Regions from separate parts of the Mus musculus genome. Here all the other regions are linked to region 7. A link is a loop called in an ENCODE intact Hi-C map of the cell type or tissue named here. Cell type or tissue: heart. All regions are shown on one strand. Region 1 has its middle 51 kb from the start of Gm29506. Region 2 holds the start of Sdhaf4 (succinate dehydrogenase complex assembly factor 4). Region 3 has its middle 33 kb from the start of Mir30c-2. Region 4 holds the start of Mir30a (microRNA 30a). Region 5 has its middle 16 kb from the start of Mir30a. Region 6 has its middle 8.2 kb from the start of Mir30a. Region 7 holds the start of Ogfrl1 (opioid growth factor receptor-like 1).

Region 1 (4,000 bases), 200 kb after region 7:
TGTTCCTCCTATGGGGTTGCAAACCCCTACAGCTCCTTCAGTCCTTTCTCTAACTCCTTCATTGGGAACCCTGTGCTTGGTTCAATGGGGGGTTTCGAGTATCTGCCTCTGTATTTGTCAGAGTCTGGCAGAGCCTCTCAGAAGAGAGTTATATTAGGCTCCTGACAGCATATACTTCTTGGCATTCACAATAGTGTATGGGTTTGGTGACTGTATATGGGATGGATCCCCAGGTGGGGCAGTCTCTGGATGGCCTTTCCTTCAGTCTCTGCTCTACACTTTGTCTCCATATTGCTTCCATGAGTATTTTGTTCCTCCTTCTAAGAAGGACCAAAGTATCAACACTTTGGTCTTTCTTCTTGAGCTTCATATGGTCTGTGAATTGTATCTTGAGTATTCTGAGCTTTTGGGCTAATATCTGCTCATCAGTAAGTGCATATACCATGTGTGTCCTTTTGTGATTAGGTTACCTCACTCTGGATGATATTTTTCTAGTTCCATTCATTTGCCTAAGAATTTCATGAACTCATTATTTTTAATAGCTGTGTAGTACTCCATTGTGTAAATGTACTGCATTTTCTTTATCCATTCCTCTGTTGAGGGACATCTGTGTTGTTTCCAGATTCTGGCTATTATAAATAAGCTTACTATGAACATAGTGGAGCATATGTGCTTGTTATATGTTGGAGCATCTTTTGGATATATGCCTAGGAGTGGTATAGCTGGATTCTCAGGTAGTACTATGTTCAACTTTCTGAGAAACCACCAGACAGATTTTCAGAGTGGTTGTACCAGCTTGCAATCAATGGAGGAGTGTTCCTCTTTCTTCACATCCTTGCCATCATCTGCTGTCACCTGAATTTTTGATCTTAGCCATTCTGACTGGTGTGAGGTGGAATCTCAGGATCGTTTTGAATTGCATTTCCCTGGTGACTATGGATGTTGAAGATGCTTAGGGCAGATGTTCTGATGAGAGAAAAAAAAATCTTCCAAGAAGGCATGCCAAATGCAGAACATGGGTAAATCTCTCAAACTTCAAAAGTTGCTTGATGGCCATATTCCTTCCTTGTGCCCATCTTTAAGTGATGTTTTGATATGAAAATATGACAATAAAATACTAAAATAGGACCTACACACTAATATTTGTATACTTCTGGTCGGAGAAGAGACATTAAAATATGGCAGAAGCTTATTAATATGCACAGGGCTCTGGGTTCAATTCCCAGCACCACAAAAAGGAATGTAGAGAAAAGTCTGATAATATTTCATATTCCGAATATCCATATGGCTAGTAAAAATCAGAGTAGGTTGAAAATAAAGAAAATAAAAATGGACAACAAATGTTCTGTTTCTCATGGGTGAATCAGGGAAATGCAAAGTACAAACTATGTAAAACTTAAATGTGAGTTTTCATGGGTGCAATAAACACAAACTTATAGAGACGGAGAGATAGTCCGGGCAATGGCTCAGTGAAACACAATACATTTTCAGAAGCAGGCAAGGTGGCTACCAGGATTCCCAGACCTGGGGAGGGATGCAGAGGAAGGAATCCCCAGGGCAAAGTGGACAGTTAAGAGTCGCGGGATCTATGACCTCTGACTTCTTTGAGAGACCCTGCCTCAGTAAATAAAGCAGAGAACAATCACGGAAGGAACCAGATGTCAACTCCACGGTGAGATCCAGAAACACCTGCACTTGTGCACACTCACACACTTACACAAACAGAAACACAGGTACAAAGGAGGACAGGAAGAAAACAGTGAGAGAGAGGAAGAGGAGGAAGAAGGGAGGGGGAGGAGGGAAAGAAGGAGTCTTCTACATATCCTCTACATATTTACTGGGAGGAAGAATTGCTCTAACTTCTTAGGGGTTATCTGCAAAATGAAGATTACAACTTAAAAAAAACCATAATACTTTTAGTTAGGAATTCCAGCTTTGCATCTTTAAGCACCAGCCCATAAACACGTGAATTATACTATTGATCACACACATTTAAAGGTGGCAAGAACTTGGGAGTGCGTGGGTGAATGGGTTAAGGTGTGGCCACAGTACGAGTTACTACATGACTATTGGAGTTAAGATTCGTATGCCTCATCCAGGAAGTCAGTGCTCCGAGCCTGTCCTGGATTTCCTCAAACACAATTGGGGAAGGAAAGGGTGAAGCTTCCTCTTGCTGTTTCACTGCATGCACAGGGCTTTCTCTCCTATCTTGTGCAGTGATCAGACACTTCGGCTAGGTTGCAGCAGTAGCTGGGGCGAAGCTAAAGGGCTCTCTTGTGGGGGGGGGATTTCAGGACCTGATTTTGCTGTAGACTTGAGAGAGAATCTTCGGGACATCCAGAAAGACATCCGGGTCTGAATGAGAATGGTTCTGATGCCTCATGGAAAGGAACTACATAGAGACACTCAGGCTGGCTTTTCCATCAGTTCCGGTTTCAGTGTAGGCTGAGTGCCTGATGTTGGTTAGGATTCTGTTGTTTCTCCCTTCCACCACTACGAATATTATACCAATTATTATATATTTCCAAGTATCTTTTAGTGTTAATTGCCTTGAAAATTGAGATAATGGTTAATCTAGCTATATAGCTTACTTGTGAGATAGTAGAAATACAAATAAACACGATTTTTCTAATGGTGGAAGATATGGGAAATGTAATATAATATATGGTGCTATATGATTAGAATGCTCAAACAGAACATTTGTTGTAATAAAAAAGGTGTAATTTTAAAAATGGAATTTGAAGTAAATATAGGAGCTTTCATGGGACTGGTATCTGACTGTTATCTATAAATAGCATGGATGCCATCTCTCTTTGCTCAAAACAGTTTGATGATGTGCCTTTAATAACTGTGTGAAAGGAAAATAAAATTGCGTTCATTGAACATAATGAGATATAATTACTTTAAGATCCACAGTAATGTTTATTATCTCAGTAACTTGCTTTAGGTAACAAACATAACTTTGAATGACATTTGGTGACTTCAGTTAAATTCTTCCCTTTGGACCATCGATTTGTCACCACTCCAAAGAATATGACGCCAGCCTTGAAGGATAGCAATGTTATTATCAATCAAATTAACTGATAATCTCTAAGGTTGTCCTTTCCACTGAAAGTGGAGAGAACACTTGTGAAGAGTTTAGAGGTCTAAGCATGGAGGGGGGGTTGGAAAGACAGGAAAGGAGAGAGAGAAGTAAGCAAAACTAAGGGTATCATTAAAAAACATATTCTATCCTACAATTTTATGAACATATATTGATTATATGAATACATATATATATAATTATATATTTACATGAGTTTGAACAGAGGGTGGAAAATGCTCTTCCCAGAAACCATGAGTTATTAAAAATTCCAATGGGAGATGTGTGATAACCTCCTTACCAATTGTTGGCTACTGAGGCCTCAGAGGACCCAAACAATACAGAATACTGCCATCACTCTTGCTTGTCCACCAGAACTTGATGATAAAGGCCTGTCATTGAAGATACCATAATCATTGGTCACAGAGAAATGACCACAGAGAATGAAAGGAGGAACTAATTGAGAAGTTTCCTCTAGCTCTCTTACCCATTCCAAGACTCAACAAATATCATGGGATAGGGAACAGAATGGATGTTAAGAGACAGAGAATGGAGAAATGTGTGGCAAAAATGTGTCCTGTGGCTAGATTATAGCTGTGGTACTCATGAGCTCACTGCATATGAACTCATATACATAGTTATCTATGCAGGACTTCTACAAGATTGTGCTGGTCAACATTTCATCATGGATGAAGGGAATGGCTCATCAGGCCTCACTCCTCCATTCCTTATAGCCTGAAAAATTAAGAAAATAAAAACCACTATGATTTTAATGTGTGAATCTCATTGCTGGACAATTAGCTGGGGGACAGGTGCTATTTTTTTTCCAGTGGTGTAGCCATTGCTGTTATTGTTCATCTAGTAGGTGGCTTTCCCACACTTTCACAAGAGACTCTAACTAAACTCTCTGAGGCATGC
Region 2 (4,000 bases), 620 kb before region 7:
CATCCACAGGAAAAAGTTCTTTTGATATGCAATTTGTGTAGGACACTTTATGTAGTACAAAGCATTCACTAGGGCCACAGGTGAACTGTATGAAAGGAAAGATAACCAGGAAAACAGTTTGTTATGAAAGATAATGCAGTAAGGGTGTACCTGGTGCTAACATGCCAAGGTGTGCCCCTGAGAATTTATACCATGCAATAGATCTCCTATTGGGGGTGGGGGGAGAAGGGGAGTAAGGACCTGGAGAAGGGTAGAGGCAGACATGTAGACGGTGGGAGCAGAGCTATGAGCGCAGAGAAGAGGATGGAGCACAGAGAAGGACAGAAAGGAATGTGGGAGCAGAGCTGGAGGTAGTAGCAGGGGAAGACAAGCTGTTGCTAGGTCCCTGGGAGGCGTCTAGTGGAATCGCCTATAATCTAACACAGTTCAAACATAATTATTTAAGAGCAAGTTGCTACCTTCATAATTGGATAGGTGAATTGATTCTCTTGAAGTCAGCTCTGTCTCCCAGGCTGCTTAATACTATAGTGCAGGTTGAGAGCTGGTAAGATGGCTCAGGAGTTAGGAATATGGGCTGCTCTTTCAGAGGACCTGAGTTCCATTCCTAGTAACCACATGGTGACTCAGGACTATCTATAGAGGGATCTGATAACCTCTTCTGGCATGCAGGTGTACATGTAGACAGCACTCCTGCATTAAAAACAAAAAATACAAACAACACAAAACCACTCTAGTGATGAAAGACACAGATCAAGTCAGTCACGAGTTGCTAAGTTAGTGGTGCTAGCCAGTAAGTCCTGGGAGGAGAAAGACAGTTCAATGTACATTGGTGCCTTTGTTCTTATCACTGTGGCTATTGTATTAATGGAGCCACTGAGAAACACAGCTGTGCTAGGAGGAAGGTGAGGTGATCAAGGTGTTCTTGGGGGTCAGCACTCTTGACCGCAAGATGGGAATTTAATGGACCACTCGTCTGACCAGCTATGAGTTTGGTTTGTTTTCTAATAATGGGGGGAAACTTTTAGCTGTCATATTTCAAGGGTTTTAAGCTCAATATTTTTAAAAGATCTCTTTTGTACGAGTGCTTTGCTGGTATGATGTAAGTATGTTTGCAATGTATGTTTGTATGTATGCAAGTTTGCATGCCATGTGTATGCCTAGTGCCAACAAAGTCCAGAAGAGTGTGTCAGACATTCCGGAATTGGGGTTAGAAACTAGTTGCCATGTTGGTGCTGGGAATAGAACCCAGGTCCTCTGAAAGAGAAGCCATCTCTCCAGCCTGTGTTTTAAAATAATTTCTAACAGATCCCTGTCATGGAACAATCTCAATAATCAATTCACATGACAATATTTGAACGTACTAAAATTTTTTCAAAATGTGGGAATCTTCAATCTAATTAAATGTTTTATGTTAGGTATTTTTAACTACAGATTTATGGAGCAATTAAATTAGGGTGATTCAAGTTTCCATCTCTGTATTGGACTTTGAACTTCCCTCCTTAAAGCATCATACACTAAGGTGGTGTGAACTCTAGAATTTATTACTTTCGTGCAGGCTTTTGGTTTTGTCTTTTAAGTCCATCGGAATAGCTAAGAGCGCTGCCCAGGTACTGCGCAGGACCAAGGGCGAGGACTTGTGAGGACAAGGCACTGCAGGATTACCCGAGGCAGTTGAGCAGTTGAGGATTTCCAGGGACACAACGAAGCTCCGCCCTTCTCTGCCCTCGTTGACGCCTGCGCAGAGGGCGCGGGCTCCCCTGTGGAGCGCCCCTCCCACCTTGGTGCGCGTGCGCAGACGCTGTGGGAGCCGGCGCAATGGTCTCCACGACCCTTTCCGTTTCACGGATGACTTTCGTCTGGAGAGCAGCAAGTAAGGCCATCCGCCCGGGGTCCTGAGAGTTGGGGGCCCGCGTGGGAAGCCGAGTTCCGAAATGCGAGGGCGCAGGCGCGGAGACGCTGCCGCGGTGGCTACAGAAGCATTAGCGGTGCTTGGCGTAGGGTTTTCGAAAAGCGCCTCGCTCTTAGATGCGGCTAGAAAAATACGGAAAAGACCAGTGTCATTAATTTACAGGTTTATTTACATCAAGAATAATTTATACCCGGACAAGGGACGCATGCCTATAGACCCAGCACTAGGCTGGCAGAGGCATGAGGATCTCTGAGTTCAAGGTCAGCCTGGTTCAAACGTTGGGGAAGTGCACACGTAGAGCAAAGAACAAAATAAAAATTTCACAAAGCCAAGAACTGTTAGAAGAGATGCCCTCGTCTTTCTGTAGAAGCTAAAGTTTTCAGAACTATTGCATTCTTTCTCAATATACCCCTCAATTATCATATCAAAGAGCACGCAGAATGCAAGTTTACTTGATGATAACCCTGAGAAGTTTTGTAAACCAAAGACAGAATTACTGCTTTCATAACAAGTGGCCTGGTTTTTATTTTACTTTTTAATGTTTCCCTTCACATATTTAATACCTGTTGGCTGCTAAAATCTTAAATGATCTGTGAGAATTATAGAAACCGAAAGGGTCGCTCCAAATCCTTATTACTGTTTATCCAGCATTCCAGTGTTTTGAAACAAAAGAAACATTAACAAACCCGTGTACAAATGTGATAGACCTTTTCCATTAAGTGCCTGTATGAGGTTTTCTTCCTGGAAAGGATTTTATGCTGATTGTATTCATTGCTTTTTCTAACAACTCACAGTTCAAGATCATACCACCCTGAAATGTACCCTCGTGGATACTTGGACAATTCTAGAAACATCAGTATAGGCTGCTACACCTGCTGGTGTGTGTTTCCCCATGCCCCAGCACAATGGATCCTTAATGGATGCTGATTTAATGATTCTGCTGTCAGGATCAGGGCAAGCCAGGTGCTTCCTTAGTCAAGGGATTGAAATTAAAACCCATACTGATTATAAAGTAGCAAGGACACTTTATTTAAACCAGAGTGAAGGAGGCCTGATTCGTTGCCTCTGGTCTTTTATGGAGCTACAGGAAGAGGATAAGAGTAAGGGGCATATAGCTTGGGCGGTTTGCACTCTGATTGATATTTTAGGCAGCATTATCAATTTTGTGTATGTTCCTTCCCATAATGCATCTGACTTCAATAATACACCTGCCAAAATTGGCATGACATAGTAAATAAAAGATTTTCCTTAAAGAAAAAATACACTTTTTTGGCTCAGTTTATCTTACTGAATGTTTTACTGGCTGGTTTTGTGCGCCAACTTGACACAAGCTGGAGTTATCACAGAGGAAAGAGCCTCCCTTGAGGAAATGTCTCCATGAGATCCAGCTGTAAGGCATTTTCTCAATTAGTGATCAAGGGTGCGAGGGCCCATTGTGGGTGGTGCCATCCCTGGGCTGGTAGCCTTGGGTTCTATAAGAAAGCAAGCTGAGCAAGCCAGGGGAAGAAAGCCAGTAAGAAACACCCCTCCATGGCCTCTGCATCAGCTCCTGCTTCCTGACCTGCTTGAGTTCCAGTCCTGACTTCCTTGGTGATGAACAGCAGTATGGAAGTGTAAGCTGAATAAACCCTTTCCTCCCCAACTTGCTTCTTGGTCTTGATGTTTGTGTAGGAATAGAAACCCTGACTAAGACAGTGAGTAAGCACCAAAACCCAGTATAGGCCAGATGGGCCTTTCTGGCCCTGTATTGGAACATGGGGAGAGTACAAATGAATAGAATCTGTCTAGGTTTGTTATTTAGAGAAGAGAAAAATCCCATTGTCCAAAGATGGATGTACATACATCCTGGTGTTTGGAGGTATCTTATGTCACTAAGAGGTTGTTAGGTGCATCTCTTGGAGAAAAGTATGTGTATTATAGTATATATACACATACGGAAACTAAGCTGCCAAGTACATTATTAGAAGAGGACTCTGTGCATAATCCAAACTAGGTGGAGTCTAAGGTTGCTGAACTATCTCCCCTGTGCTTGACTGTCTCATCGCTTTATAGCTCTTCTTGAAAACGTGTAACATTGGTTATCTCCAAGGC
Region 3 (4,000 bases), 59 kb after region 7:
TTTTAGCAAATCCTCCATAAATCTCCATGTCCAGACCTTTTGCTTGTTTGCTGTTTTAGTTTCGCTACTAGCAGTGATAAGGCATCTCCAGATGGGACCTGCCTTGGGTAATATCATGAGTGATAGATCATTTTCCCCCTAAGGAATATAATGGAAATAGATGGAACAGTCACCACTGAACTCAGGTGTGTGTGTGTGTGTGTGTGTGTGTGTGTGTGTGTGCGCGCGCGCGCGCGAGCGCAGCTCCTTAGTCCATTGAAGTACTTCACATGAGTGTAAGTGCAAGGTTGCTGTACCTCCTGTCTCAGGTGGAAATGGGTAGAATGTTCCCAGAATTGTAGAACAAGCTTTCATTGGTTTTGAAGTGTTCTTTTCCATTTTACAACTTATTGCTCACTTTGGCTCAAGAGTATCATGCAGACTCTCTGTAATCTGCCTCGAGATATGTAGTCATTGTATGATTTTAACCTCTGCCAGATATTCTTGACACGGGGTGTGTGGCGTATACTGATTGGTTTCTGAAGGTCCTCAGGCCTCCTGTGGTGGATGCTCATATTGAGTAAGATGTACATTTTAGCATTAGCTCCGTATCTGTTTATCAAAATTCAAGTGGATCTTTCAACCTGCTTGAATCAGATTCTTGATAAATCTGCTAACAACTAGGACATAAGTCATGGAATTTGCTCGAAAACTATTCAGAGTAAGAGCGGATGACACTATCGCAGAGTTCCTAATAAATACAGAAATTCATTTATGAATGTTAAAACTAAGGTCCAGGAAATTATAAATGATTTTCTCAAGGTCATTAGCACAAGGACTAATATAACTTAGATTTAATTGTCTATTACCTTACTTGGCGTGTTCTCTCTCACATTTTCATTTTCAACTTTAAGTTTTAAGTTAAAATACAATTACATCATTTCAACTTCCCTCTTGTCTTTCTGGCCTTCCCTGTGTCTCCTCTTTGCTCCCTCTCCCCCACAAATTCATGGCCTTATTTTTCTTTAATTATTATCGTTACATATATGCATAAATATATAAACACAACCTCAGGAGTCCATTTAGTGTTCCTTGTGTATATATAAAACTAGGATAAATTTGTACGTAGCACAAGGAAGCCGTTGTGCCACAAAATGACTTATGAGCAGAATGACAAGGATGGTAATAAAGACGATTCTAGAGGAAACTAAATATTGCATAATCCATAGGCCAACTGTTAGGAGTGTCAACCAATATAGAAGAAGCATACACTGTCACTTACCACTACTTCTTAGGCAGTGAGAACATTCGCTTTATGTCTAGAAAGCCTAGATAAGGTGAATGTTTTGGTGCGTTTTTGTCAACTTCATGAAAATGTAGGTACACTTACAAGGAGGGAATCTATTCTATTGGATTATCGGTTCTATTGGATTGGCCTGTGGGACATTTCCTTGATTGCTTCCTAGTGGTATAGAATGTCTCAGTCTGTTATGCGAGTTGGCATTCCTAGGTAGGTGGGACAAGGCTGTATCATAAAGGTAGCCCAACAAACCAGAGGAGCAGGGCAGTAAGCATCCAGCGGCTTCTGCTTCCAGCTCTCGTCTGGAGCTACAGCCTTGGTTTGCCCTGACGGTAGGTCACAAACTACAAGCCAAATAAAACCTTCCACTCACAAGTTGTTTTTTGCCTAGCATTTTATTAAAGCAAGACAAAGCAACGACTACTGATTTAAGTCAGAAACATTTAGTATGTCAGGCCATTTCAAACTGAATGTGAGTTTTTTTGTTTATTTGCTTAAATGAAATATTCTCGATATGATGGAGCCTCAATTTGTAGCCCACAGAATGGTTTTGATTTTTCTTCTGCAGGGCAGTCTTTTTCCTTATAGGCTGACTAAACAAAGATGCTTCAGTTAACCCAAGACAGCTTTGCTTTGTTCACAGCAAGCAGAGATTTTTATTTTATTTTATTTTATTTTATTTTATTTTATTTTATTTTATTTTATTTTATTTTATTTTATTTTATTTTATTTTATTTTATTTTATTTTTACATTTTTGTTTAAGCTTCTCATGTAGTCCAAACTGCATCCGTTATTTTGCCGATTTACAAAAGATTTTGGAACAATTTATTTTCTTAGAGAACCAAAGTGCCCTCTACTGTTTATTTTCGGTCATTACAGCCGAATATCTGGTAACATTTTAGATGCTCTTTAGAAATAAAAGCAATAACGAAAATATGTTTGAAGAAGCATTCCTGTCCTGTTTCAGTCATCAAAATGTGCTTTTGAAACCACCAGCCAGTATCTATATACTTAAAATAAGCCATGGAGTTGTACAAATAAGAAACCTTGTGAATTCAATTCAAATTGGGTCTAATATGTCAGTAACTTAAATGCTTCAAAGGTCACAGAACACGCATTGCCTCATCTGTCTTTATGTAATGTTATACCATCTTGGGGTGGGTGGATGGATATTTAAACCTTTTAAAAATAAAAGCCAGCGAAATACTTACAGCAGTAGGCACACTGATATTTTTGGGGTGGTTTGTACTTTAAGAGAAGCAGCCGGGCGTGGTGGCGCACGCCTTTAATCCCAGCAATTGGGAGGCAGAGGCAGGCGAATTTCTGAGTTCGAGGCCAGCCTGGTCTACAGAGTGAGTTCCAGGATAGCCAGGGCTATACAGAGAAACCCTGTCTCGAAAAACAAAAAATCAAAAAAGAAAAAAAGAAACAGCTTCCGTATAATTTGCCTCAAGTTATGGTGGAAATGTTTATAGGAACTAGAATTAAAAACCAAAAGAAACGTTCGAAATACTGATTTACTTTGGTAGCAAACAGTGTCCTTTGCAGAATCCCCAATGGAGATGAGCGCCATTAAAGAGACTGGGGATAGTTCTACCACTCAATACTTCACATAAGGATTCTTTTTTGAAAGAGCCAGGCATCTGTACCTGCTGACAGCGATGCAAACAACCCAAAAGAGAATGAAGTGGCTTTAGGAAAAGATTCATCTTAATTCTATTCAAATTACTTTCAGTCAATATTCCAGCGACATTGTTTTCCCAGTCCAGTATCCGGTCTCCTCAGCGCTGCGCTGGGGAGCCAGCCCACTGAGGTTATGCGGAAGTTGGGAGTGGAACTGCTCACAACTTCGCTCCCATTATGCGTCTCTTGTTACATATTCTCTCAGATGTGTGCACTGCGGGGTGTTTGTACTTGGGGATTATATACGGGATTTTTCGATGTGACAGCTAACTGCATCTTTAATAGTCACAGACAAAAGAAATGATGAAATTTCCTTGAAAATTACAATGTTAAATTTGGAGGCAGCTTCAGTGAGTTTTATTGGAGGTGATTATTTCCTGGGCATTTTGTGTGTGTGTGTGTGTGTGTGTGTGTGTGTGTGTGTGTGTAATGACTTCCAAGAAGCAGCCTACCGATAGTCCTAAAACTTTGTTCAATACCTTTTAGTTTGTTTAATAAGCTCTACATAAAACAATGGAAGTGCATACTTGTCCGTTTTCCTGTTTATAGAAATAACAGCTCTCCTACATAGTCTTTACTTGACTCAAATCACAAATTAACCTGAGGTCAAGATGAGGAGAGAGACGACTGAGCTGAATGCCTTCACTAAAATTACAAGAAATTTTGTCAAACTTGGAAAAAAAAGAGAAATAAAAGCAATAAACTTATTTCTAATAAACTGGATATTCATGATAAAGGAAACTTCTAACTCAAATTCTTCACGGTATTTACATGTCTTATAATTTGGTCACTAAATAAAACTCAACTATTTGCCTTAGTGATTTTCAACCGTGTATTTTATTTTCCAAATGCACACTACGGTGTTTGCAAACACTTTCAGCTTTTACCATTGGTTTCAATTCACCTTATTATGACCTGTTTTCTTCCCATGCTACTTAATTTATTTTTTAAAAAATGAAAAAAAAAACCCAGGTGTTTCCAATTTAAATTTCTGAAGACAAATTGTGAAGGGCCAATTAAGATTTTCTCAATACAAT
Region 4 (4,000 bases), 110 kb after region 7:
GTCATTTCTACAGTAATGAAACTGCTGTTTCAAAGAGTGTGCTTTACAAGGTAAAGATGCTGTCTATTTCTCTTTTTAAGGTGTCTCATTCCTATAATTTAAATGAACATTCACATTAAGCCATAAGAAAAATACAGACTAACAAAAAAGGCAAATTAGAAACTATGTCTTTCAGGGATCTGTGCTAGGCTTCCCATTCTGAAATTGTCTTCATAAAGAATAGAATTTGGTGTACTATTTTAAAGGGAGATGAGTTACTTTATCAGTTTAGTTAAAAGGAAAATCTCAATCAAGACTTTATAGTAGATCAAGCAAAAGAAAGCAAATATACTTTTCAAGTTACCTGAGGCAATGTTTTAGATACTATATTAAGGTGAAAATCATTACTTCATGAAATACTAAACCAAGAAGGGGTAGGTGGTTTAATTCAAGCACTATGAAACATGAATTAATGCTCTACTTTGGATTTTACTTCCTCTCTTTTCAAATAATTTAGTTACATTAACACGATGTTTTTGGTGTGTGTGAATTGACCTAAAAAAAAAAAAACCTACTCTGAGATTTGATAAATAAAAGTAGATTAAAGAGCCTACTTTTTAAAATAATTTTTGAAGCACTGTCTTATTTGTTTAAAAAAAATACATAATATATTTCTTTGCTTAGCTTAAAAATACTGTTATATTTTTTGAGTACATATATTGCATATTCTATGCACAGGAAGAACACTTCTGTGGTTTTGAAGTTGTTTAATTTATCTTTTCCACCCAAGCTTTGTAAAAATAAATCAAAGAGAAAGCAAGGTATTGGTTTCAGCCAACAAGATAATTACTCCTTGAAGTTGGAGGCAGTAGGCAGCTGCAAACATCCGACTGAAAGCCCATTTGTGGCTTCACAGCTTCCAGTCGAGGATGTTTACAGTCGCTCACTGTCAACGTTGATATGCCTTCTTCAGCATTCTGTCTTACTGACCTGAGAAGTGCTCTGCGGGAGTTTCTGAAATGTACAGGCAACATTCTGTAAACTGCAAAGCCTCGATGCCCTAGAAATATAACTAAAGTTTATGTAAGATATAGTTTATATGTTTCAGAAACATTTATTATTCATCTACTAAGTGTCAAACACATTTATGAAAACACGAATAAATAGCTTTCACCCATTACTGTTGGCCATAAGAAACAATCATGCAAGTGACTTACTAGGACTAGAACATGAGTAAGTTTATCGAAATCCTTTGAGAAAATTTAACAAGGAAAATGCTTCTATTATGTACAGAGCATTCAACATAAACACCAAAGTAGGGAAGCTTAAAACTATCAAATAAGAACAGGAAACAGACAGAACCAAGACTTACGTGCTGCTTTTACAGATCACCTTTGTTCTGAAATCTGCTTCCACAGAGGCTCTGTACAGTCAGCTGATGTTCCAAAGAGTAAGCAACAATCAGGAGGAAAGCAGAAAAGAGCAAGGAGGTGCAGGTTTGCATGCATCTCTGCGGATCAGAGTTTCCCACTGGAAAAACACAGAACCTATCGCTGGCAGCAGGGGCTGGCAGCAGTGACGCACATTAACTCCACATCTGAATGTTCTGAATTCCACTCCCATTCTCTAATGAAAATAAATGAGGAAAACGGAAGGTTAAGCTCTATCAGTCACTACTTTTCCTGAAGTAATTCAAAACCCTTCTGAGTCTAGTGAAAGATTAAGCTGGTACAGAGAAGTGGGTGTGCCTTCCCCTGAGATTTGGTTTTAGATGAAGTTACCACAATTTTAGTTGCCAACGCCTTAGGGATTTTATGATTAAAAAAAAAAATCCCCACAGAGAGCTTCATGTTTGTGGAAACTAACAAATGTGATGAGCTCCATAAATTTCTTTTTCAAAGCAAGGGACAGTTCTATCCCGTTATGGTTAAGAAAGTTAATCTTTGAGGCAGCAGGTGAAAACAAGCTGAATTATGTTGTGGCCATTTTCTTTATTAACTAAACATTTTGAACTATTAAAACTTCCTAGGGAACCACAATTTCTCAATGGGTCAAGTCACACAGGGGAACAAAGCAAACTTTATCAGTGCTGGCAAGTCTACATTCCAAACATTCTTAGCACTTGGCATTCATATACCACTGCTGCCCAGAGTTGAGTCAATCCTAAACTCAGCTACAACCACCAACCTCCTGAACTTCTCACCAAGACACCCACTTGTTTAAGTGGCCCACAAATAGAGAGGCAGGGGCTCTTTAATTAAAACATAAATACCAGAACTGGCACCCCAGAGGATATTGTATATCAGGAGCTGTTTACAAAAAGAAAGTATTTTCACTCATACATTTTTCTCAAAGTGAAGGGTCTCCTAGTTGCCTTAGAATCAGTCCACTTTTGAGTAATAACCTTAAATTAAAAATAATAAATGGTAATTTCTTGGTATATACTACACAAAAAGCTTGCAATAACAATCCTATGTGGAGTAATCAAACTTTAGCACCACTCTAGTCTTTTGCACAACACTTTACAAATAAACATGAAAAAAAAAATTCCAAAACATGAAAGACTAAGATCAAGAGCTCAAAAACACAAGAACATTTAACAAGTATCAGTCCAGTACGTCACAGTCTATACCTACAGGGTATTTCAGCAAGACACAGGCACAGCAAGAAATCATATGAAAGAGAAAATCGATTTAGTCAAATGGATGCTGGATAACTTTGCCCCTTTAGGTGAGGTTCTGTGTAACATATTTATTTTAATGAGTTAGGATTTTCTTTTTGCTGTTGAGCATAATTTTCAAAGCTAGAGGGTTGAGAAAAGATAAGATTATTTAGTTGGTGTCTTCTAACCCTACATATCTGAATTTCATTTTCCCTCATTGATTCTGCAACTCTTGTTCAAATGATGGGAAGTTGCTAGTATGTATACCTGGGAAAAGCAGTCAAAGTTTCTACTATACCTTTTCAGCTGAGAACCACTGACCTAAAATATCTGAACTAATTAAGTTTCCTTCTGACTAAAAATGTCTTCCCATTATCTGGAAAATGAATAATATCTGTTCTTTAAAAACATATGTTAGCAAATATGGAAGAATAAGATTCAATTTTGTTCAGTATATCAATCCCTGATCTCCCTTATACAACCCTTGAACATAGAAAACAAACTTCAACTTCTAAACTGTGAGCACTCTACAAGTCAAAGTCCCTCAGTTGGTCAGCCCAACAGTGCAGCTCTGGTGTCATTGAAAGGTTGTATATCTTCCTCACATCCTTTTTGTTTTAACTATTTGAAGGATTAACTCATTCTAATGGAGAAGACTTTAAGACTGGTCCTAAAATCTAGCAAAACTTTTACTTAGCTAGTCATAGAAATGAAAAAGTACACGGTGCTTTGCCTCTCCAGAAAAAGTTGCTTCTTCCTCCTTCTACCTTGCTCCTTCCTATCCATGTAGACGGCCAACTTCCCATTTGCATGTTTATAGTGGTGGTCGGTCCACGAATGGGAGGCTCCTTGTCAGCACAGGGTCCAGTGCCCAGGTTCTGAATCCTTCTTTACTCCAGGGACTCCTGGAACCCTAGGGCAGCTTCGTGAACAGTACTGGCATCACACCTCCTGTTTTGATTTTGACACACCTGTAAAGAACAAATGGCAACCGGTCTTTCTCTCCTATTGTAGAAAGCATGCATAGAACTCATCTGAAACAGAGAATAACTAAATGTACAAACACAATTCTACACTTCAAAACCAATGTGCACCTTCTCTGACTCATTCTTCCAGGCCTAGTTTTCTTCCTAGCTTTGGCTAGGCTTCGAGTTTGTGTGTCATCTTCACTGCATTTCTTGCTAATGATGACATCAATGAATCTGCTCATAACTTTCTTTGTTGTTATTGAAAGTAATATAAATAAAAATCTACCTGCTATATACCTTGTTTTGTGAAAATTAACAGAAGCTATGAAAATTATTTGGAGGAACTTCCCATGGAGTTTGTTCATACAAACAACTATTTAAAACTCAAATT
Region 5 (4,000 bases), 130 kb after region 7:
CAAATATATGCTGAATATCTAACTTACAAACTTGCATTGTTTATAAGCTTCTAAGCTCCATGGTGGGGAGAAAATAGCCAGCGGAGCACCTGCTATAAAAGCGGCACTCTCACAAAGTGAGAAAACTGTGGTACTTGAACATGTACATACAGAGCCAATACATTCTTTATACATTGCCATAACATATATATGCAGTATTTACATGAGTTCTGTTCATAGCAAGGTTTGGTTTTACTTTGATGGAAAAATGTAGGTTATCTGATAACCAAAAGTTAAGATTTCATTATTTTACATATCTCAAATGATAATAGTTCAACGACAGTGTCAGAACAAACTTTGTAATTATTCTTTGAAATTATACACAGCACTAACACATCTCAACAAAGATGATTATGTAAGTGAGCTGACTTGGCGTCAGTGATATGAACACGGTGGCTATTTTCAATCCTTCATTAAAATTAGATCAAGATGTACTAGCATTGCTACCGTGCCTGCCCGCAAGGGAGACTTAACATTACTTTTAAGATTTACTTGGATTACAAATAAAGTTTTCTTCTCCTTCTCTTGTCACCGGAGACCCCTCCCCACCAACACCTCACCCTTCAACAAAACTTTTCAGTAGAAACCAGTGATACAGAAACCAACGCCATAAACACAAACGCCTGCCCTGGTTTATGCTCTCCTTTGCATAATAAATACTTCACGCTTCTCCAAAATGCCTGGAGAAGGGCTTGCTGGGGGCACCTGCCACTTCACCCTCAGGATTGGTTCTGTCCTGGCCCTAGGACTTCAAGGACTTCGAACAGGGTATCTAGACCAGTCTTAAGAATTGCAAATAAAGTAATGGATACCTTATTTTGCACTCTGGAAGGATCGGTGTGTTTAAGCCACCCGACTTAAAAGTTACTTCTGAGAAAGGCTGAAGGGTGAGTCCCGGGTGCATATAAATATATCCCGGCCTACCATTTCACAACTCCCGCACCACAACGAGGCTTGGAGAAAAAAGAAAAGAAAAGAAAAAAAAAAATCTCCATCGGAGACACATTTCAAAGCTACAAGACTCGAGCGGCTGTCGCCTCCGAGATCACCCACGAGGTGATCTAAGCGGTTAAATCATTGGTCCAAGGTCAAGCAGAGCCAGTCGCAAGCAGCGCAGCTCTGCGACCTTCTAACCTCTCCACCCCGCCCCCGCCAGGCCCCGGACAGCCTTCGCCCCCGAGAGGTTCCCACGGATACCGTCCCCGCGTCAGCGGCACGCCAGCGCCTCTCGCCCGACCGCACTTGTATTTGTTCTCCCCGCCCGCTCCAAAAAAAAGTATTAAAGGCTCTCCTCACGCCTCGGGCCGCGCAGGCGCTCGAGCTCGCGGGCCCCGTCCCGAAGCCGGCTCCCCAAAGCCGCGGCCCGGCTCGGCCCAGCCTGAGGAGAAGCCTCAAACTTTTCCCGGCTCGCACGTCGCGGAGTCCGGCCCGCCGCATTGTCTCCGCGGCCTGAGCGCTGCGGGCCCGGGCGAGCCTCCCCGCACCGCCGCCGCGCTCTTTGTGTGTGTGTGTGTATGTGTGTGTGTGTGTGTGTGTGTGTGTGTGTGCGCGCGCGTGTGTGAATGTGTGTGTCTGTGTGTGCGTGTGTGTGGTGGCCGCGGCTGACAGGACAGTGGAGGGCTGGGCGCGCCCGCAGCTCCGTCCCCGCCCGCCAAGGACTGCGGCGAGCTCTTCTTGCCCGGGGCGCTCGCGGGGCACGAGCAGCCAGCCGCGGGCCCGCCGCCCTCACCACCCGCGCCGCCCGCCGCGCTCCCTACCTCCGCAGCCCGCCGCGCAGCCCCGCTCCCGCGCCTCAGCCCGGCTCAGCGGCCCGGCGCGCTCGCTCAAGAACCCGGGGGGAACGCGCCCCGCCCCCTCGGCTGGCGCCGTCCAATGAGCTCAGCCCGTGGGGAGGCGGGGCCGTCCAATCAGATGTCCGGACGCCCGGCAAGTCGGCCAATAGGAAGCGACTCCGGCTACACACCCGCCCTGATCCTCGAAGAGCGAACCGCTCAGAGCCCAGAGGTGGGACCTGATCCTGCCGCCCAGAGCAAGTCCAGTCGGGCCGGGCAGCGTCGCGAGGGAGTAGGCCTGGGCAGGTCTGGAGCCTGACTGCCCTCATTGTAGGCAGGTGACGTGTGCTTGTGAGGTTCAGCAAGATCTCCGCCCTCAAACCCAGACTGCTCTCATGCAAGAGAGCTGCACACATAGGTTGGAACATTATTAATCAACGTTATTAATTTTTAAAGTTAAGTAAGGCGTCTCGCATTAGAAAACGGAATGCATAAGCAGACAGCACTCAAATTGCTTTTTCTGCGGTCTTGGACATCTGTGTTCTTAAAGAATTAGCCAGAGCACCAGGTATCTCAAACCTGCTAGTTTCTGTTCTAATAAAAATCCAGACCATTAGTGGCATATATGATTTTTCTTTTCCTAAAGGAAAATTGCATTTAGGACTTAAAAAGTGAACCTTATTGTTATGTTGCTGTTTTGAGATGGGGCCTTTCTGTGTAATTCAATCTGCTTTAACCCAATATCCTCTTCCCTCAGCCTCCTGAGTGCTGGCATCAAAAGCTCATCACAGTATCCAGTTGAGAATCTTATTTCTAAAACAAAGTCGCACAAACTATATTCAGTGAGACTTGAGTGAAATACCTGAATAGAAGCGTATAGATACAGAGGATATATTTGTAAGATATCTCTGGCTACCTATAAAAGGCATTAGTTTAAGATGGCGGTCAAAGTCGCACTACATAGAAGCAGCATAGATGTTTGCTTATTTTCTATAGCTAGTACGTGCTTGCTGTGAAAACCCACCAGGACCAAGTCAACTTTCAGGAGGATTACTTTGGGCTCGCAGTTCCACTTGGGATAAGAGTTCATGATGACAGAGTTGGGGGCCGGGGTAGCAGGTGGCAGGAACAGAAGCTGAGGACTCAGATCTTAAGCCCCAAGCGGGAAGGAAAGAAAGGCAACTCAAAACAGCAAGGAACGCTGTGTTCTTAAAGCCAGCTTCCAGAGAAATACCTCCTCCAATAGGGCCACACTTCCTAAGCCTCCCCAAACAGCATTACTAACTATGGAATGAGGATTCAAACTTGAGACAAACACTTTATCCAAACTACCTCAGCCAGAATTACTCAATTTTCATTTTCTATGAAGTCAATAGTTTTATTGACTTCCTTTCTAAAAGTGGACCACATGATAATGAAAAAAATATTCTGTAACACATATTTGCATAATTTAGAATAAAACTTTTATCTATTTGTGTACTTCAAAGAGCTGCCATCCCCTATTAATTTTGACAATAAACTGCTTTTTAAAAATATTTGTACATGTGACCTGGGCCTTTACATAAGTTGTTTTGATGACTCTGAAAGAATGATCTGTAAAGTGAAGCAAATGGGGGAGGGGGGAGGGAAGGAAGGAGAAAGAGAGAGAGAGAGAGAGAGAGAGAGTGTGTCAAACAAGAAAAAGTATTTTGTTACCACCCTTATTTTACAGAAAGTCACTGTGACTACCTTGAAGAGAAAGGATGATATCCAAGACTTAGTTTTTGTCAAAAAGATCCAAGTTGTGGCCCGATTTGGGGCACACTGGTTAATGGCTAACTCTGTAACAAGAGAACAATATGCCCAGCTCTCCTGGCTTCGCTGGGTGCAATCCAGCTAAGATAGTTGTCAAGCACTTTGTTTTCCGTAAGATCCAGTGCCAAGTGCAATGCGGCCTAAAGCATATTGTTATTCTTCTCAACTTCACTGTCAATATTTGCCCACCGGCAGCCAATGAACGTTTCCTCGCTCTTCATGGTTTTTCCATCCACGTATTTTTTTTTTTTTTGACCCATCAGTTTTCTCTTCAAATAGATAGGAATTAAGCTCCTACAAATTCTAGAAAACCAAACCCCGGTACTTCTGTTAGGTACTGCAGCAGCGTTGAGCCAGTCCTCCCAGCTGCTCTGGAGAGTCCTGTCACCCTGCAT
Region 6 (4,000 bases), 100 kb after region 7:
GTCTCTCAAGATATCCTTGTGGAGAAGTTTAATTAGAATCCTAACACAGGGAAAGCCCTAAGTGCTGCACACATGTACCCTAAAGGGAGGGATACTAACAGAAACTCAAGTGATAAAAGTCCAGGCCTCACTAACTGCACTTCGCCTGAACAGTTCCTGCGTAAAATGGCAATTTATGTTAAGATGACAAGTTAAACTTGAGAATAAAGGTTTTCTCAATTGGACATTGTCTTAGTCAGGGTTTCTATTCCTGCACAAACATCATGACCAAGAAGCAAGTTGGAGAGGAAAGGGTTTATTCAGCTTACACTTCCATACTGATGTTCATCACCAAAGGAATTCAGGACTGGAACTCAAGCAGGTCAGGAAGCAGGAGCTGATGCAGAGGCCATGGAGGGATGTTCCTTACTGGCTTGCTCCCCTGGCTTGCTCAGCCTGCTCTCTTATTACCAGCCCCGAGATGATTCTACCCACAAGGGGCCTTTTCCCCTTGATCACTAATTGAGAAAATGCCTTACAGCTGGATCTCATGGAGGCATTTCCTCAACTGAAGCTCCTTTCTCTGTGATAACTCCAGCTGTGTCAAGTTGACACAAAACTAGCCAGTACAGACATATACCTTAAAAAGCAAAATTATGTTAGATGTATGACTTGGGGCCCACATGGAATGGGACAGATTAGCACAATGAACCAAATTAATGTCACTATTAGGCCATCTGTCTAAGAAATTCCATATGTCGTATAGGTGACATAGCTCTTGTGAAGCTTAAGGATAATTTTAAGTATCTATCAAATTCAGGTAAAGAAAGGACAGGAAAGGACCAACTAGGCAACAGAGCAAGTGAAAAAAGATGTTTTCATTGCCATTAAGGCCAAGCTGAGTAATACTGACTGAAAAAGGCAACATTAAGAGAGAATGATACTATCCTTAGAAATTAACCAAGTATTTATAAAACCTTTTTTGACGCTGTTCTAGTGCTGTGGGGATAGAGAGGTAACAAGCACAGTCCCCACATTTTAAAGGCACAATTACAGTCCCACGCCCAAACATCAGAGGCCTCAATGCACTCAACAGGCACAGCACAAGTTCGGTCTGTAGTCATAGCCTCAACTTACCAAAATGCTTCTTTTAGTTTTAAATGGCATATGATTCACTTATCTGGAAAGTTAAATTATGGGAATTAATTCTTTCATAAAAGCACCCTCTCTACAAGCTAAAGTGCACAATCTATAAGGTTTGAGAAAAGAGAGTAATGTGAATAATGGGTCAGAGATAAAAGGTATTCTAGATCTCCGTGGGCTCTGAGTACTTGAAGTTCATAGTCCAACCAATGACTCTGGAGAGGTAAAACAGGATCACAGATAAAACAGATTATCTGTCATCAAAAAACATCCTATTATAGTTAATAGCTATGCAATCCTACATTGAGTTCTCTTCTTAAGTGATGTTTCCAGTTTATAATATTCTTTTTTGATGTCTTTATTAGGCTGTATCCAAATACTATCGAAACATGCCACAAAATGAATATATGCCACCCCAAATTTTGTGACCTTGTAGCTGGTCCTCAGTGAAGCCGAGTGTCTTTCATAGCCAGGTTTATGCCTTTCTGAATCTCTGCCTCTCCTTCTCTTTATCCCCTTTCGCTGTAACCTGCCTAACTTCCTATGTTACTGACAAGGGTTACTGGCTAGTGAAGACCTACATTGTTATGTTTAAAATCTGAGGAAAAGGATTCACTTTGTTCAGTTTCGATGTCCCCTGTGTACTACTAACCAACCCTTTAGTAGTAGCCCTAAGAAACTTGTATCAGTAGCTGCCTTGGAGAGCCTGTGCGACTGGGGTCAAACAGGAGTATCTTTTCCTCTAGTTCCTGTAAATTTAGTTCTTGATACAAAGCTATTTGTGTATAAAGCTTAAGACTACCAGGTCTCATGGTGCAAATGTGAAAGAAAATAACTTCATTGTTTATAGTCTAGTTGAAGACATTCTAAGGCCTCTGTCGCTGATAAAATCATCTTCCTAAAAGACAGCTACTTCCTCACTAACTCTCCTTAAGCAAACTATTTGAAATCAATATAGAGACTACCACAGCTTTCTTACCTTTCTCCCTTCATGGACATGATAAAATGGGAAAATATTACACAAAGTTTAATAAAGTAAGCAAACGCTCCCAAGTCCATAGATACCTTCACTCTAAGCGCCCATCCTGTTAGGGGGAGAAAAAAGAAAGAAAGAAAGAAAACTTCCTTTGATCCATTCAAATATAAAAACACTCATTACTATATTGAATTTTATAAAATCCCATTGTTAAACACTTCCTGTCTAACTCTTGCCAAATGGGAGGATTACTGCTGAAAGACACAAGGCATTATGTGACCTCCTCCCTCTCCCTGATAAATGTCAGGGTTATACTCTGGCACACATACAACACTATTTTCTACAGAGGATGCAGCTTTCCAGAGATGTGAAGGATCTGAAATGAAAACACTGGCCTTCATCAGCCCACTTCCTCTATTTGAAGGGAGTCTCCCAAATAGTAGCCGAAAGGAAACACGGAAATGAAGTCACCACTACTTAGTAATGTAGAGTGGCTTGATGATGTGACTGTCTCACAGTGGTGACTCAGGTACAGCAGGTAGAGCTAGAAATGGAGTCTCTGTGATACTTATTATGATACCCGGGGCCTTGCACATTCCAGACACTGAGACTTTAACTAATGTCATTTTATATGAGCATTACCAAGTATTAGTTTAAAAACATATGAATGGTTGGAAACATAATAATGACAAGAAAAACAGAGCTATTTGCTAGAGTTGAAAATGTTAATAAAAAGGTACAAAGTTGTGTACAAAAACAGGAGTATAGTTTTCTAACACGTAAGACAGTTGAAATTTAATAATACACTCTGGCAGCCATTTGTTTTAGTCAGCGAGCTAGTATTCTGTGCTATCCAGTGCCAAGGATAGTCTTTAATGTCTACATGTTAGAAGAACAAATGTGTATACCTACATAAATACTACTTCTGAAGCAGTCCTTGAATATACTGCATTACATATCTGAGATCTGTAAAGCATAGGGAGTCTTATTAATTCAGAAATGGCTAAGATAGCCATTGTACATGTTAAGCAGTAATTCCAAGTGGCCAGTGTATCAGCAGACGGTCTCACTACAGAGTACAGGAGAGCCTCACAGACTTTAATTTTAACATACCCTTAAAAATATAAGAGTAAACTACAGAAAGCTTGCATGGTATCCCTTTTGACTGGGTGTTTCACTCATTATCGATATTTTTCTTGTCACTAATTGAGATTAGTTCCCCATCAAAAGATATGTCAAGGGAAAAGATTGCAAAGGTATTCATATACTGCCATAGTTCTTTCTGAAAGCAGATTTTTGACTGTCAACTTGATGAAATTTAAAATAGCCATGGAACCAAACCTCTATGCATTTCTGTAAGGGTTTTTTTTTTTTTTCCTTTTAGCTAATTCTTTACCTAATTCTGCACCTAATTCTGTAGAAGTAAGATGGAAGACCTCATTCTGAATGTATGTGGCAGTGTACCATGGGCTGGAGTAGTGAACTGAGCAAAAGGAAAGAAGTGAGCTAAGTGAAGGTCTAGGATTCATGTCTCTCTCCCCTTTCTCCCCTTTCTCACTGCAGGCATAATGTGACCAAGTGCCTCATGCTACTGCCACCATAATGATGGACCACGTACTCAAACTCTGACCCAAACTTAGGCCTTCATTTGGCCCTTGTCTGGAATTTAATCACAGCAAGGATGAAAATAACTAATATGGTGACTGAATAATCAGAAAAGCACTCTTGGATTGCTCACAACTTAATCTTGCCAACAGCTAAAATGTTTAAGTAATAAACAACTGGCCAGTTATAGAAGACCCATATAGAATCAGAGATGTAAATAAATAGAAAATCAAAGACTGAAAAATTGTAGTTGTGTGTGTATCTGTTCATACAATGCCTTTGCTTCATGTGCGTTTC
Region 7 (4,000 bases):
ATAACCCAAACTAATATACTGAAAATGCAAAGTTCCCTTTGGCTTAACTTTGAAAATCTTAAAATATATCTTATTCCAGGTTCTATTTTTTAAGGTAGATTATAACCAATTCAAGAGTGAGGGTTAAAACTCTATCTTTCTCTTTCTCTCTTTTTTTTAAATTTTGAAATTAAAATATGATTATATTATTTTTATCCTTCCCTTTCCTCCCTCCAACCCTTCCCATGTACCCTACTCCCTTCTATTTATTTTTAAAAATCAAGTTCACAAACTATGTTTTTAAAAAAATTATTGTTGCATATAGTGGAAGAGGTAGGGGAAACCCTGAAAGAGCCAGAGAAACAGGAGTTTGCTTTGCGATTTCCTCTTCTAGACCTGTCAGGGAAGCTACACCCAGGAAGACTCATGAACATGAGCTGAACAGGGATGGCACCGATAGACATGCTAACACGAAAAGGGGGAAGTCTCATGGGGCCTCAACCCTAGACAAAGAACTCCATGCAACTACGACATTCTGGGAGCAGGGAAAATAGACTCCTAATTACAGGACAGCAAAGACATTGCAATGGACTTATTCTACAATACAGGTGGGAAACAGGTAGAGCACCTGGGCACATTACCACTAGGCTTTCAGCTCCGATCTTGGACTAAATGTTCACTTTGCAGTGTATTCTAGTCCGGTTCTGATGGAAGACAAATGGAATCCCTGAATTTTAACAGTGTCAGATTGATTTGTTCTACAGCTGCCCCATACTTTTTTTTTTTTTTTCTCACTAAGTCATTGTCAACATAAACCATGATCAGAGGTTCTCTGCAGTGACATTTATTTGGGATGAGCAGAGCCCTGGGAGAGAGGAGACGAACAAGAATTAACCACAGATATAGTCAACAGGGTTTGAGGAAGGATTCGACTCTAAATTTAAAAAGAGATAAACTTACAAAAACGTCTTGAATATCAAGACTTTGGGTTTTGGAGGAGGGGGGAAGAAGGTCTTGAGGTGGGTTCCCTTGTATAGTTTGTAGGATTGCTAGGCAAATTCTCTGCGTGAGCATTCGTATGGACTGCTGCAGTCTTAATGTTACAGATAATCCTATCCCCTTCCCGACCCCCTGTTGTGGGAGAGGTGCGCAAAGCAAGCTGGCCTATTAAAACAAACATCTTATCAACCAAGAAACTCCCTACCTCAGACAGGTATGAACACCCCTCCCCCAATAATACTGTCAAGTTCTAATTTTGTTTGGATCTGACAAGGACTTCATCCTAATATCATCAGTTTTTATGAATGAATATCTGACCAGAACGTTCTTTTTGTGTGGCCCCTGATAGTCATAAGGTCATTAAAGGTGAAGCTAGATGCCATTCCAGAGAGAAAAACCTGGCTTCATTTTGAAGATGAGGAGACTACCGGGGTCTCAAGAAGTTACGTGACCTGTCCAAAGCCAGAAACTGCTAGTAGAGTCACACCCTACTGTGAAGTTTGGAAAGAAACAACCACTGATTTATCTGTGGAGAGGCATCTTCTAGCCAAATCTTCCTTAAGCAATACCCATCTACCTGGATTTGCAATCTATTTAATTACTAGTTCTGAGTACAATTGATGCATCTAATAAAACTAACCCATGATCCCAGGCAATGTCCCACGGCAGAAAAAATCCCATCAAGACTCAGGTGCAGGCATCGGGCCACTAGCTCCTGGAGTTGGTTTCACGCTCTGCCATTTTCAGATGCTTTGGTTGTTATTTTGCCTAGAAGTATTCTTACAGCAGGTTTGCCTCTGGTCCTTAGAACCATAGTCTTCAGCACTCCACTTAGAACCAGCCTGTTCATTGTATAAATGCCGACGTTTTTCTGCCCAGAGCACAAATGTGGACTACTCACTGATGAAATAAATGTGCTGGCCTAATTCTTCTTGCTCCTTTGTTTCGAGAGAAGTTTGCTTTTAAGATGAGGGGACAGAGAGCTCTGACTTTTATTTTATAGACCGCAGGGATTCTAGGTGGCCTTAAGTACTGTTCCCGAAGCTTGGATTTCCTGTTTAGAGGGTGCACTGTCAAGATTAGCTTTTGTCTTCTGCTGTGGCTAATTTGTCTTCCTCTTGGAGCAGCCAGTGGGGGCGGGGGTGTGGGCAGGACCGGTCTGCTGATGGAGACACCTCCTTCCACTCTCTGACCTGGGCGGGATCAGGCTTCTCGCTTGGCTGGGAGGAGCCCCAAGGGGGCGGATCCCGGTCCACAGGGGGCGGGGCAGCTGACCCCTGGCCACTCCCGGGGACCGTGGAGGGGGGCGCGTCCCGGTGGAGCTGGTGCCGCGCGCTCGGGAGTGGGTTGGCTTCGCTGGGGCGGGGCGGGGCAGGGCGGGGCGGCGGCGGGATGGGCTGGCTGGGACGCGTGCGGCGGCGGCTCCGGGGGGCCCGGCTCCTCCCCGCCTGTGCGCCGGAGCGCCGGCGGCCGCGCTGAGCTGTGCGGCGCGGGCCGGGCGAGCAGCCGCCTGCGCCCCGAGCGAGCGGAGCGCGGCCATGCCCGGGCCCTAGCGCGCTACCGCAGCCCGCGCCCGCCGCCGCCTCTTCAATGGGCAACCTGCTCGGCGGGGTCAGCTTCCGCGAGCCCACCACCGTGGAGGACTGCGACTCCACCTGGCAGACCGATTCGGAGCCCGAGCCCGAGCAGCCGGGGCCGGCAGGCGGTGGCGAGGGCCAGCAGCACGACGAGCCGGAGCAGCCCAAGCAACCTCCCGAGAGAGCCGGAGGGCGGCCCCGCGCCAGCCCCGTGCCCGAGGACCACGCCGAGGCGGCGGGCGCGGAGCAGGTACGCGGCCCCGGGACCCACGGTGGGCCCGGCGAGGTCGTGCTCCCGGCGCCCGGGAGGGGACTGCCCCCGGGGATGCAGGGCGGGATGCTCGGCGTGCTTGGCCCGGGCACCCGACCTAAGGGAGCCTGCGGTGCCCAGGTGGCTAGCTGCTAGCCCAGGGGGCCTTGCTGTGAACCTCGCAGGGAAGTCTCCCCAAGGCAGACCCCGACCCCACTCGGTGTTCTCTTTGCCTCTGCAGCGCAGCTGGGTGATGCGAAGGTGGGGTGGGAGGAACTAAACTAAAAATAGAAGATTGTGAGGAGGACCCGGCCAGTGCCTGTTATTGATTTTTTTTTAATTTTAATTTTTTAAAAAAAGATTTAAAATATTATTCAGAGCAAGACAACTGCAGTTGTGAAGCGGCCCGCAGCCTCCCCCTCCCAGCGAGGGTCCAACGGGCATTAAAAGTATCACAGAAGGTTCCTGAGCAAACTTAAAATAACACCGTTCATTTCCCCAAGAGAAACCTTTCAACGACTTGAGTATTCCTTTAACATTTACGTTCACCCAGAAGACTTGTTGATCCAACCAAGCTTAAGTCAGTTGACCAATACAATTAGGTAGATAGGTTAGAAGAGAGATAGATGGCGTCCCTTAACCTCTTGTGGCTTCAGAAACTTTTAAAAGGAGGAACTGTATATTTTTAAAGAAGTCTGCACCGTTTAAGGTTGGTGGTTCTGTATTAGGCCTCCCTCTTACAACTTGAAGGAAAATGGAGCCCAAAATCCAATGTGACTTTAGGGGAAGCATCACCTTTCCAGGAAGTCCGAGCCTTCCCATCCAGGTTAATTGAGCGTGTTATTGAATGGAATGCAATTTCCAGGTGTGCGGTCCGTTTTAATTCCCCATTTTGGAGAACTGTGAGCCTTAAAGGAAATCTTGCCCAAAGCATACGAGGAGAAAAGTATGTCTGTGGCCAAAGTGAGGGCCTTGGCCCTGCTAATGAGATCTTGGCCGCCCTTGTCTTCTGTTCCCGTTTGTATTTTGCACTTAGTGTTATGTGCTCAACCCCAAAACAATAGCGCATGCCACATTTCAGCGTCTTATCCTCCCATTTGTCTTCCAAGTAAATAGCAAATAGCCACTGAGAAGTTTGGAATTAAAGAAACAAAAACAAAACTTGTTAATACAATTAACTAGGTCAATTGTAAAA

What was found. Peaks named below come from ENCODE experiments on the same cell type or tissue, not always from the same donor. Only the 100,000 strongest peaks of a DNase experiment are listed, where the experiment ranks them.
Region 1: a loop joins it to region 7, with 2.8 times the contacts of the local background. A loop is called at or near these places in 5 of 42 quality-filtered maps.
Region 2: a loop joins it to region 7, with 4 times the contacts of the local background. A loop is called at or near these places in 3 of 42 quality-filtered maps.
Region 3: it touches region 7 in a loop (8-fold over the local background); 4 of 42 quality-filtered maps call a loop at or near these places.
Region 4: it touches region 7 in a loop (3-fold over the local background); 4 of 42 quality-filtered maps call a loop at or near these places.
Region 5: a loop joins it to region 7, with 3 times the contacts of the local background. A loop is called at or near these places in 7 of 42 quality-filtered maps.
Region 6: a loop joins it to region 7, with 2.7 times the contacts of the local background. A loop is called at or near these places in 3 of 42 quality-filtered maps.

Annotation. Positions count from the first base shown.
Region 1 is chr1:23,183,082-23,187,081 of GRCm38, reverse strand. No RefSeq gene overlaps it. Among named protein-coding and RNA genes, the nearest start is that of Gm29506, 51 kb to the left of the region's middle. In heart, no CTCF peak of the experiment used is centred here; a DNase peak (open chromatin) is centred at 2,091; H3K27ac peaks cover 94 bases.
Region 2 is chr1:24,003,416-24,007,415 of GRCm38, reverse strand. Sdhaf4 (succinate dehydrogenase complex assembly factor 4) reads left to right here and starts at 1,776. Exons shown (of 3, transcript NM_026503.3): 1 at 1,776-1,870. The coding sequence starts at 1,816. In heart, no CTCF peak of the experiment used is centred here; a DNase peak (open chromatin) is centred at 1,755; H3K4me3 peaks cover 1,391 bases; H3K27ac peaks cover 1,052 bases.
Region 3 is chr1:23,322,569-23,326,568 of GRCm38, reverse strand. No RefSeq gene overlaps it. Among named protein-coding and RNA genes, the nearest start is that of Mir30c-2, 33 kb to the right of the region's middle. In heart, a CTCF peak has its summit at 2,143 (motif pointing left); no DNase peak of the experiment used is centred here.
Region 4 is chr1:23,269,191-23,273,190 of GRCm38, reverse strand. It overlaps Mir30a (microRNA 30a), which reads right to left and starts at 922; the gene lies at 852-922. In heart, no CTCF peak of the experiment used is centred here; a DNase peak (open chromatin) is centred at 1,540; H3K4me3 peaks cover 1,204 bases; H3K27ac peaks cover 1,626 bases.
Region 5 is chr1:23,254,117-23,258,116 of GRCm38, reverse strand. No RefSeq gene overlaps it. Among named protein-coding and RNA genes, the nearest start is that of Mir30a, 16 kb to the left of the region's middle. In heart, a CTCF peak has its summit at 2,061; DNase peaks (open chromatin) are centred at 1,276 and 2,016; H3K4me3 peaks cover 2,415 bases; H3K27ac peaks cover 2,556 bases.
Region 6 is chr1:23,278,494-23,282,493 of GRCm38, reverse strand. No RefSeq gene overlaps it. Among named protein-coding and RNA genes, the nearest start is that of Mir30a, 8.2 kb to the right of the region's middle. In heart, no CTCF peak of the experiment used is centred here; a DNase peak (open chromatin) is centred at 2,473; H3K27ac peaks cover 222 bases.
Region 7 is chr1:23,381,620-23,385,619 of GRCm38, reverse strand. Ogfrl1 (opioid growth factor receptor-like 1) reads left to right here and starts at 2,445. Exons shown (of 7, transcript NM_001081079.1): 1 at 2,445-2,805. The coding sequence starts at 2,569. In heart, no CTCF peak of the experiment used is centred here; a DNase peak (open chromatin) is centred at 2,209; H3K4me3 peaks cover 2,038 bases; H3K27ac peaks cover 1,685 bases.